2 separate regions of the Homo sapiens genome follow, and region 2 is linked to region 1. Evidence: chromatin loops called from intact Hi-C (ENCODE). Cell type or tissue: dorsolateral prefrontal cortex. All regions are shown on one strand.

The links. Hi-C counts contacts between places; a loop is a spot of excess contacts. Peaks named below come from ENCODE experiments on the same cell type or tissue, not always from the same donor. Only the 100,000 strongest peaks of a DNase experiment are listed, where the experiment ranks them.
Region 2: it touches region 1 in a loop (9-fold over the local background); 4 of 110 quality-filtered maps call a loop at or near these places.

The regions. Positions count from the first base shown.
Region 1 is chr12:62,981,204-62,986,203 of GRCh38, forward strand. No RefSeq gene overlaps it. Among named protein-coding and RNA genes, the nearest start is that of PPM1H, 49 kb to the left of the region's middle. In dorsolateral prefrontal cortex, a CTCF peak has its summit at 2,652 (motif pointing left); a DNase peak (open chromatin) is centred at 2,659.
Region 2 is chr12:62,849,375-62,854,374 of GRCh38, forward strand. All of the region lies in intron 1 of PPM1H (protein phosphatase, Mg2+/Mn2+ dependent 1H), which reads right to left. LOC105369795 (a long non-coding RNA gene) reads left to right here. Exons shown (of 3, transcript XR_945016.3): 2 at 1,367-1,519. It also overlaps the pseudogene RNU1-83P. Among named protein-coding and RNA genes, the nearest start is that of PPM1H, 83 kb to the right of the region's middle. In dorsolateral prefrontal cortex, a CTCF peak has its summit at 3,038; no DNase peak of the experiment used is centred here; H3K27ac peaks cover 2,050 bases.

The DNA of each region.
Region 1 (5,000 bases):
TAATAAGGAGATACCTAACTACAACACTGTAATAAATGACAACTTAGAAGTATTTGTAAGGTAAAATGTGGGCACAGAGACAGGAGTCCGATGAGACATGGTCTACAAGTTGTATATTCACTCATCTTCTGAAAGGTCCCCAACATCCACATAGAAGGGGCCTCCACTTTCTTTTCCAGGAAGATTCACCCAGAATGTTAACATGCTGTCCTTAGTCATCATGGCATTGACATAACTGCAGTGGCTAATCCATAGTTTCTGCTAATCAGACTAAAATATTTCGGCTTCCAACACTTTCTCTCTCTCAACCAGGAAATTTACAACTGAAAATGAATTCCATTCCTTACCATCTTGACTTCTTCTTTTCATCTTACTGTAACCCCATGTGTCTCAAACTCAAGATGCCTCAAAATCACCTGAAGGGCTCTTGTTCACCACAGTTGGCAGGGTCTTACCACCAAAGGTTCTGATTCATAGGTCTGGATGGCACCTGAGATCTTTCCATTTCTCGCAAGTTTCTGGGTGTATTAGGCCACTCTGATGTTGTATAAAGAAATACCTGAGGCTGGGTAATTTACAAAGAAAAGAGGTTTAATTGGCTCGTGGTTCTGCAGGGTGTATAGAAAGCATGGTGCCAGCATCTGTGTCTGGTGAGGGTCTCAGGAAGCTTATAGTCATGATGGAAGGCAGAGGAGGAGCAGGTGAGTCACAGGTGACAGTGGGAGCAAGAGAGAGCAGGGAGGTGACATGCAGTTTTAAACAACCAAATCTCGGGTGAACTTGCAGCCAGAACTCACTTATCACGAAGGGGATGGTGCTAAGCCATTCATGAGCGCTCTACCCCCATGACCCAAACACTTCACACTAAGTCCCACCCCAATACTGGGGATTACATTTCCACATGAGATTTTTAGGGGACAAATATCCAAACGGTATCACCAGATGATGCTGAGGCTCATGGACCAGAGTCCATACTTTGAGAACCACTGCTGTCAACAGATTGGTAATGCTTTTCCACAGTAGACCTGACTTTTCAACTTCAAATGTCCTCTAAATGTATCCGTTATTATAACTAGTTAAGGGAGAATCTGAGGAAGAAAACAATTCCTGAGCTTTTATTTTGCTTTCATTGCCCCAGTGGTTATAACCTGGTCTATTTAACCATTCCCTGTAGTCTTCTAGCAATGACCAGTTTGAGGAGAACGTGGTCTTTGAAATGAGTCTTGAAGGATAAATAGGAGTTCAGCAAAACAACAAGAGACACGGAAGGAGCGGGAAGAAGCTTGAGTGAAGAGCTTGGTTGGGTGAGCTGGAAGGGCATGGGCTTCCGAGGACAGCTATCAGTTCTCCATGAACCGAGAGCAGCGGGTAGGGTGAGTGGAGGAAATGCCCTGGATAGCTTTGTGCAAAGAACATAGGGCTGGATTTTAAAGAATTTTGAATGTCATATGACAGATAATTTTTTAAAATGGAAGTAACTTTTTAAAATAATATGTCATACTATTTTTTTTTTTTTGAGACCGAGTTTCGCTCTTGTTGCCTGGGCTGGGGTGCAATGGTGTGATCTCGGCTCACTGCAACCTCCGCCTCCTGGATTCAAGCAATTCTCCTGTCTCAGCCTCCCAAGTAGCTGGGATTATAGGCATGTGCCACCACGCCTGGCTAATTTTTTGTATTTAGTAGAAATGGGGTTTCACCATGTTAGTCAGGCTGGTCTTGAACTCCTGACCTCAGGTGATCCACCCACCTCAGCTTCCCAAAGTGCTGGGATTACAGGTAGGCGCCACCTTGCCTGGCCACGAAATTTTTTTTAAACACTAGAAAAAGGTAAAAGTAAAAGGGCCTGAAAAAGGGCATTCCCAGCCCTCACTTTTTTGGTGAATTAAAATCAAGTGAAAAATAAACGCAGGAGTCAGATAAAGTGACTTAGAAATATCAGCTTTATTACTGCTGAAACCTATATTAGAGTAAGGGGATTTTCTTGTTGGGCAGCCAGGTGGCCTTTCTAATGCTATACTCCAGGCTTAAACTCACCCTTTAGTCATGGCCCATGCTGGACAACTCCAGCTTCCCCTGTGGGGATGAGTTAGACCCCCTTTCTACTAGCATGGGACCAGGGTGAAGCAAGCCAGGCACTAAGGTGAGAATTTAAGGAGGGCTGAATAAGGGCAGGGCTGGCCTATAGCTGTTTGATTTGCACATTAGAGGCAAGAGGAAGGCACTGAACCAAGATTTCTAATTCTTTCTCCCAACCTCACTGTGACAAAGGGAAGAGGAGTGTGGATAGGAGAAGAGTCGTAGTGTTCACATGGCAGAAGTCCTCTCCCCAGAAACATTAGGATGAGAAAATGTTTCTGATAATAACTGCTCTTAATATTTTTGTGTATTTCCTATCCATACTTTATTAGGTATGTTTTTACATACATAGTATAGACACTGCTCTATAGTGCTTCTCTTTTGTTTACTTTATGGCATCCCTTAACCCACTTTAGTACATAATGACTGTCTTAGCTTGGATTGCTGTAACAAAGGACCATAGACTGAGTGACTTTATAATCAACAAGAATTTATTTCTGACAGTTCTGGAGGCTGGAAGTCCGAGATCAGGGTGCCAGCAAGGTTGGGTTCCGGTGAGGACTTTCTTTTGGGTGGCAGACTGCCACCTTCTGGTAACCTCACACGGTGGAAAGAAGGTGACAGAGCTTTCTGGGGTCCCTTTTTTTTTTTTTTTTTTTTGAGATGGAATCTCACTCTGTCACTCAGGCTGGAGTGTAGTGGCATGATCTCGACTCACTGCAACCTCCGCCTCCCAGGTTCAAGTGATTCTCCTGCCTCAGCCTCCCGAGTAGCTGGGATTACAGGCACGTGCCACCACGCCCACCTAATTTTTTGTATTTTTAGTAGAGCTGGGGTTTCACTGTGTTAGCTTGGATGGTCTTGATCTCCTGATTTCATGATCCACATGCCTCGGCCTTCCAAAGTGTTGGGATTACAGGTGTGAGCCACCGCGCCCAGCCCTGGGGTCCCTTTTATAATGGCAATAATCCCACTCATTAGGGCACCATCTTCATGACCTATTACCTCCCAAAGGCCTCACCTCCTATTGGCATCACATTGGGGGTTAGCATTTTAATATGCAAATTTTGGGGGGACATTCAGTTCATTCAGACCAACCTTTTTAATGGTTAGAGGGTAGTTTGTCATATGGTTTTATCATAATTTATTTAATTAAATCTATTGGTGGGTAATTGTTTCCATTGTTTAATCAATATCAGTAATAAGTGAAGAACAACCTTTTGGTTAGGAGTGTGAATTATGGAACCCTACTGCCTTGAATCAACCCCTGACTCTGCTACTTAGTAGCTTACCCTTTTGTGCCTTAGTTTTTTCAACTTTATGATGAAAATATTATTAGGTATCTCACAGGGCTGGTGTGAAGATTAAAAGAGTTAATAACATGTACAAAGTTTAGAAATGCCTGGCCCAGATCAAGCATTCAACCAATGTTAGCAGCACACAACAACAATTGAAATGAGTAGACCAAAGAGTGAGCAAATTTTTAAGGTCCTTGTTGTATATTATGAAAAACTCATGGAGAACAGTTTTATTTAATATGCATAGTAGGACACCACTTTTCAAACATTTTCACTGAAGTTTCCAGATGATGGGAAAGACTAAACATATGCTTCCAAAGAAGATGGAGAGACAGTGATCCTTAAGCCTGCCGCAAAATTTTTTTGAAGTCTCAACTTTTATAAAAATTAATGAGAATATGCATTCTGTTCCTTAGGAATTTGTGTCTATTTTGATTTTTAAAAATTTCAAGTGAATCACAAAGCAAATAAATTGCAAGCTGTTCTCTAAAATTTTCTATTAAAACTGACCCTCTAGAAAGATGTGCCACATTTAACGATGGTTCCAAGTCCCTCTTGGCCCACTACTGTGTACCCCAGTGTGTGGCAATGGAAACTGTGGTTTTTGAACCTTGGAGCAACTTAATCAAATAGATGTTTATAAATATTAATTTGTGTATAAGATGGACTTCAGAGTACAGACTTTACAAATGGGTTCCTCTCCTCCAGCTTTGTAGGGCTGGAAAGTCAATACATGTGCATGCATGCATATGTGTGTATTTGCTTAAATTGTCAGTTTAGTGATTCTATCTCATTTACTCCTCACTCCATATACTTGGTTCACCCATTCTTGCTTAATTTCTCATAGTTAAATCCTGAATTAAATAACTTTTAAAAAAATATGTGGTAATATACAAATTTGGGGTTTAGGGGATCCAATGAGCAGTTGTCATCAAGAGCCTGCTGGATTAGGTAAGCAGCCTCCTTACAGAATGGTAGTTAAGCTGTTTATTACACTTACACAACTCACAGTTGAATTCCACTAAGATTATGTCCAAAGTGAAGACATGTTTGTATACTGGAGTGTCCAAGAAAAGATGAAACATTCAGAAATTCAGGCTGATGGGAGCAAATAGAACAAAAGAGATAAAATGTCAGGGAAGAAAAGATAATATACTACAGGTAGAAGCCAGAGAGAAGATTTTGGCAAGACTCGCTTCAAAATGGATTACCCTAGTGCTGATTTCTTCAGTATCAAGTTAGCAGAGAGGGGTAGGATCAGTGGTTCAGGGATGTTTATGGTGATAACATGATCTAGATCTTTATTGGTATACTACATCCATTTATAATTTTTATTTAAGTTTACTCTATTTGAAATGGCAAAAAGCCACATTTGAGTTATTTCCTGCCTTTGTTTTGCTTTTTTTTTTTGCCACCTACCTTCAAATTATTGGTGCAGTAAAGATTCACAAATTTATATTTACAGTTCTCTTTTAAAATTTATGAGCAGACATTGCAGCTGTTGGCTTCTCTTTCAAGCCATCTAAACTAGGGCCTGATAAAAGGATTTCTTATATCCCTGTGAACTGATAAATTAATTCTTACCCACCAGTGAGTGCTCTAGAAGAACTAGTATATAATAGGTAC
Region 2 (5,000 bases), 130 kb before region 1:
ATTATCTGTCCCATTCTATAAAAACTGAATCCAGAAAGCTGATTGACCTGGGGTCAGATAGCCATTGGGTGGTAATATCAGACTGATATCCCACCTGATTCCAAAGCCTATTCACCCACTACCCTATGCAGCAGAGAAAGGAAGCTGAGCAGCTCTCAGATCTAGAAGGAAAACCAAGGGTCCACTAGTATCATACAAGCCAAGTGTGAGGTTTTAAGAGGGAAAGGTGCCAGGTGCTAAGAAAAGTTCAAGTGCCCACTAGATATGGCAAAGAGGTTATCAGTGGCCACTGGTAAGGACTATAAAATTCAAAGTACTAAAATACTCTCCCCTCCCAGAGGAAGAAAAGTTTTAAGATGATAAAATGCACTAAGTCTGAGATGGAATGCATTCGTTTCCAGGGAAGTATTTCACTTGTCTGCTTCCTTTTTATGAATAAGTTAAAAACTTGAAAGAGCATCCATGCCTCTACACAAATTTTAGCTCTAATCCAAAGGTGACACTGTTAAACAACTGCTCTAAAATGCTGTCACAACTTTCTAGAAATTATAAATAGCAATTTACAGAGTAATTAAATAACAATTTTTTACTTTTTTATTTTTTTGAGACAGGGTCTCAGTCTGCCACCCAGGCTGGAGTGCAGTGGTGTGTGATCATGGCTCACTGCAGCCTAAACCTCCCAGGCTCAAGCAATCCTCCTCCCTCAGCCTCCAAGCAGCTGGAACTACTGACGTGAGCCACCATGCCTGGCTAATTTTTTTTCTATACTTTTTGTAGATACAGGGTTTCACCATGTTGTTCAGGCTGGTCTCAAACTCCTGGGCTCAAGCAATCAACCTGCCTTGGCCTCCCAAAGTGCTGGGACTACAGGTGTGAGCCACTGTGCCTGGGCAACAATTTTTTTAAGTTAGCTTCAAATTCCATGGACATTTCAAAACTTAATATATATGTTTTTGTAGTTAAAGATTTACTGATAATTTAGTTTTAAACTTTCAAATTATTTTTTAAAAATAATTTTGACTCCTGAAAATTAAATAAAAATTTTTGAAAGCACACCCAATAATTAAAAACTTAACTGCATAGCAAATTGGTAATCTAACAATACAAATTAGTAATCAAAAAATGCAAGTGACTTTTAAACAACTATAGGACAAAAATCTAAAGAGGAAAACTGTAAAAAGCAAAAAAATCCCAAAATGTCCTTGGCAGTTTTACTGTTAGAAATATTGGTATTGACATGTTGAAACTATGTATATATGGATATATAAAGATATATTTTAAAATATATATTATATAAAATATATATTCTAGTAACATATAGGTAAAATATATATATATTTATATTTTTTTCTTTTTTCTTTTTTAGGGGAAAGCATGAATGCAGTCCCCCACTACCACAAATCATGCAGTCGAGTTTCGCACTTTTGGGGAAATCACAGGGGTCAGCACACCCAGAGTGCAATGGATAAACCTCGCCCTGGGAAAACCACCTTCGTGATCATGTTATCTCCCCTGCCAGGTAAGAATGGGATATAGAATAAATGTTATTTATTAACAGCCATAATTGTTAATGTAAGGCAATAAATATAAATTAAATTGAAGAAAAACCTTGTAATGTTAAATTTGAATTGGAGATATCAATATGAAGTCAACTGTTGAAATACATGTATTTTTTAATGCTGTCTACTCAAAGGGCCTGGAAACAAGGACATCCTAGGACTGTGAGCATTCTAAACACCCAGACTTTGGTTTCCAAATACTACTCCCCACTGAAAGAAACCAGCGTTTCTTGGCAAAATGGTGATTCCAGATACGAGACAGTAAAAGTGTAAGGTGAGGCAGAGGCAGCTTGTAGGGCCAGAAAGCATAAAAGCACTCAAAGATAATAGGGCATTTCAGAAGGACACAGGAGTATGTTTGAAGGGGCTATCACTGGTTAATTCTGAGTCAATTAACATCAAAAACAAACAAATATTAACACAGAGAAAAAAGAAATCCCTAAATCTACAGTGCTAGTTAAAAGGAAAAATAAAACTAAATTGCTAGGGCTGGGCGCAGTGGCTCACGCCTGTAATCCCAACACTTTCAGAGGCCAAGGTGGGTGGATCACCTGAGGTCAGGAGTTCAAGACAAGCCTGGCCAACATGGTGAAATCCTGTCTCTATCAAAAATACAAAAATTAGCCAGGCATGGTGGCAGGCACCTGTAATCCCAGCTACTTGGGAGGCTGAGGCAGGAGAATCACTTGAACCCGGGGGGTGAAGGTTGCCATGAGCCGAGATCGTGCCATTGCCCTCCAGCCTGGGCAACAAGTGTGAAACTCCATCTCAAACAAACAAACAAACAAACAAAAAACTAAATTGTTACAACTGAAGGTGACTATTATACTAGTTACTTATTCTGAAAATTGATAATTAAAGGAGAGAAATTAAACACTGACCTATCTTGCTGAGAAAAAAACTAGTTTTTTCCCAGTTAATAAAGTACTATGGACTGAATGTTTGTGTCTCTGCCAAAATTCATATGTTGAAATCCTAACCCCTAATAGGATGCTGTTAAGAGATGGGGCTTTTGGATGGCCGGGCGCGGTGGCTCACGCCTGTAATCCCAGCACTTTGGGAGGCTGAGGTGGGTGGATGAGGTCAGGGGTTCGAGACCAGCCTGACCAATATGGTGAAACCCTGTCTCTACTAAAAATACAAAAATTAGCTGGGCGTGGTGGCGGGCGCCTGTAATCCCAGCTATTCAGGAGGCTGAGGCAGGAGAATTGCTTGAACCTGGGAGGCAGAGGTTGCAGTGAGGCGAGATTGTGCCACCACACTCCAGCCTGGGTGACAGAGCGAGACTCTGTCTCAAAAAAAAAAAAAAAAAAAAAAAGAGATGGGGCTTTTGGGAGGTAATTGGGTCATGAAGGTGGAGCCCTGGTGAATGGGATTGGTGCCTTTATAAGAGAAACCCCTGGGAGCTCTCTGGCTTTCTTTCCTACATGTGAGGCTACAAGAAGGTGGCAGTCTATAACCAGGAAGAGGGCCCTCACTGGAACCTGACCATGCTGGCACCCTGATCTGACTTCCAGCCTCCGGAACTGTGAAAAGTAAATTTGTTGTTTATGTACCACTCAGTCTGCGATACTTTGTTACAGCAGCCCAGACTAAGAAATAATAAAGAAATGTTATTTTTTACAGAAAAATGCCATCATGTAGAGGAATTGATAATTGGAAAATAATCATTCTGCAATCTGCAATGACATAATTGGTTTGGGCAAAGATCATCCACAGATGCTAAATCTCTTAGATGAAAGATTATTGTCAAAAGAGTGGTTACGTGGTGCCACCTCACAGATTTCTTGCTAATTTCATGGAGATAAACATACCTTTACAAGGGAAAGATATGGTGGTGAAACCAAGTGATCAAACATGGGTCCTGTGAGTGGGATGACCCGGCACTGCATGAGTGGGATACATCTCCTGATGTGACGCAACTTGAAATGCACAGCATCAGCTAGAAAGTATTCTTCCCAATCTAACTAAGCCTTTAAGCATAAATCCCAGTGTACGGGAAACAAAGGAGATAGAGAATTGGGCTAAACATCACAAGGAAACAACTAGAAAAAACTAAAACATTATGATAGTCTGTAGAAAACTAGTTTGGTTTCTTCAAAAGGTCAACCTTATAATAAAAAGGCCATAAAAAGACATTTCTGGGATGGGGGCGGTGGAAATGCAAATATGGACCATATGTCATGAATCAATGAGAAGTTTCTCGGGGGCAATAATGGTTTGTGCTTCTGCAGGAGAAATGTGCTTGTTCTTAGGTGATTCAGACTGAAATATTTAAGGGTTAGATAATTTAAAAGGATTCAAAGGAAAAAATGTATTTAGGGAGATAAAGCAAACTAGCGAAATGTTAATAACATGAATCTAGGTGAAAGATATTCAGGTACACGTTAAATTATTCTTTCAACACTTCTACATGTTTGAAATGTTTAATAAAAGGTTGAGAGAAGAATCTACATCTTGCTTTAATCCTATGAGGAAATGAAAGTTTTTACAGATGCATAAAATAAAATGTGAAAACATATGTAAAATTCAAAATTATAGAAAAAGGAATAAAAGAAAATATCAAGAATGGGAGGAGTTTCAATGCACATATACTAACCACAGTTCAGATACTTATTAAAAATTAAGACTCAAATGTAGTTCTCGGTTTCCTGGCTGCCACGCAGAACTGTGGCCACTGTCGCAACTTTCCGTCATCCAAAGGCCAACACTGCTAGTTCTGTAGGGAAACTAGAGCTGGTTCAGAGGAAATGCTTCTTCCCATGGGTTTCCTATGGGAAAAACTCATTGATAAAGGGAACAACATCCTCATCATCACCCCCACAATATATGCAAGGGGAAGGGAGCCTACTCCTTTCTATTGTCTGTCTTGCTATAGAAGATAAGGAAGTTCTATTGTCTATCTCTCTACAGAAGGTAAGGGGGTAGTTCCAAAGTCAAGTGCACTGAAAGCCCTATTGGGAAGAGAGGTAGGTAGGGATGAAGAATAAAGACAAAATTCACAGAGTACTACAGAGATGGCCAAGCTGCACGTCATTCAAATTAACTTCCATACATGCCATCTGCTCCAAAAAAGTCTTCTGATAAAAAGCTGGGCAGCAGACCAAAAAACAAAACAAAGCAAAACAAAACAAAACATGAAAAAAACAACAAAAACCGTCATTTTCTGTTTGTTGCTCACATACGGAAACAAGATTGATTTCTGTATTGTTGAAAAGAGATCAGCTTTTTCTTTAAAGCTGAGCAGCACATTTACTGTTGAACTCTGACAAGTATAAACAGTGTAGAAATTACTTCTGGAAAAACTAGATCACTCAGGCAACTCTTAACCGCAATGGATGGCCACCCCACCTGCACATAGCCAGAGTTTTTCTTAAAAGTTACTCTGGTCTGCTGCAACTCAGGAATGATCTACAGTCTAGAAAATCTTAACATTTAATG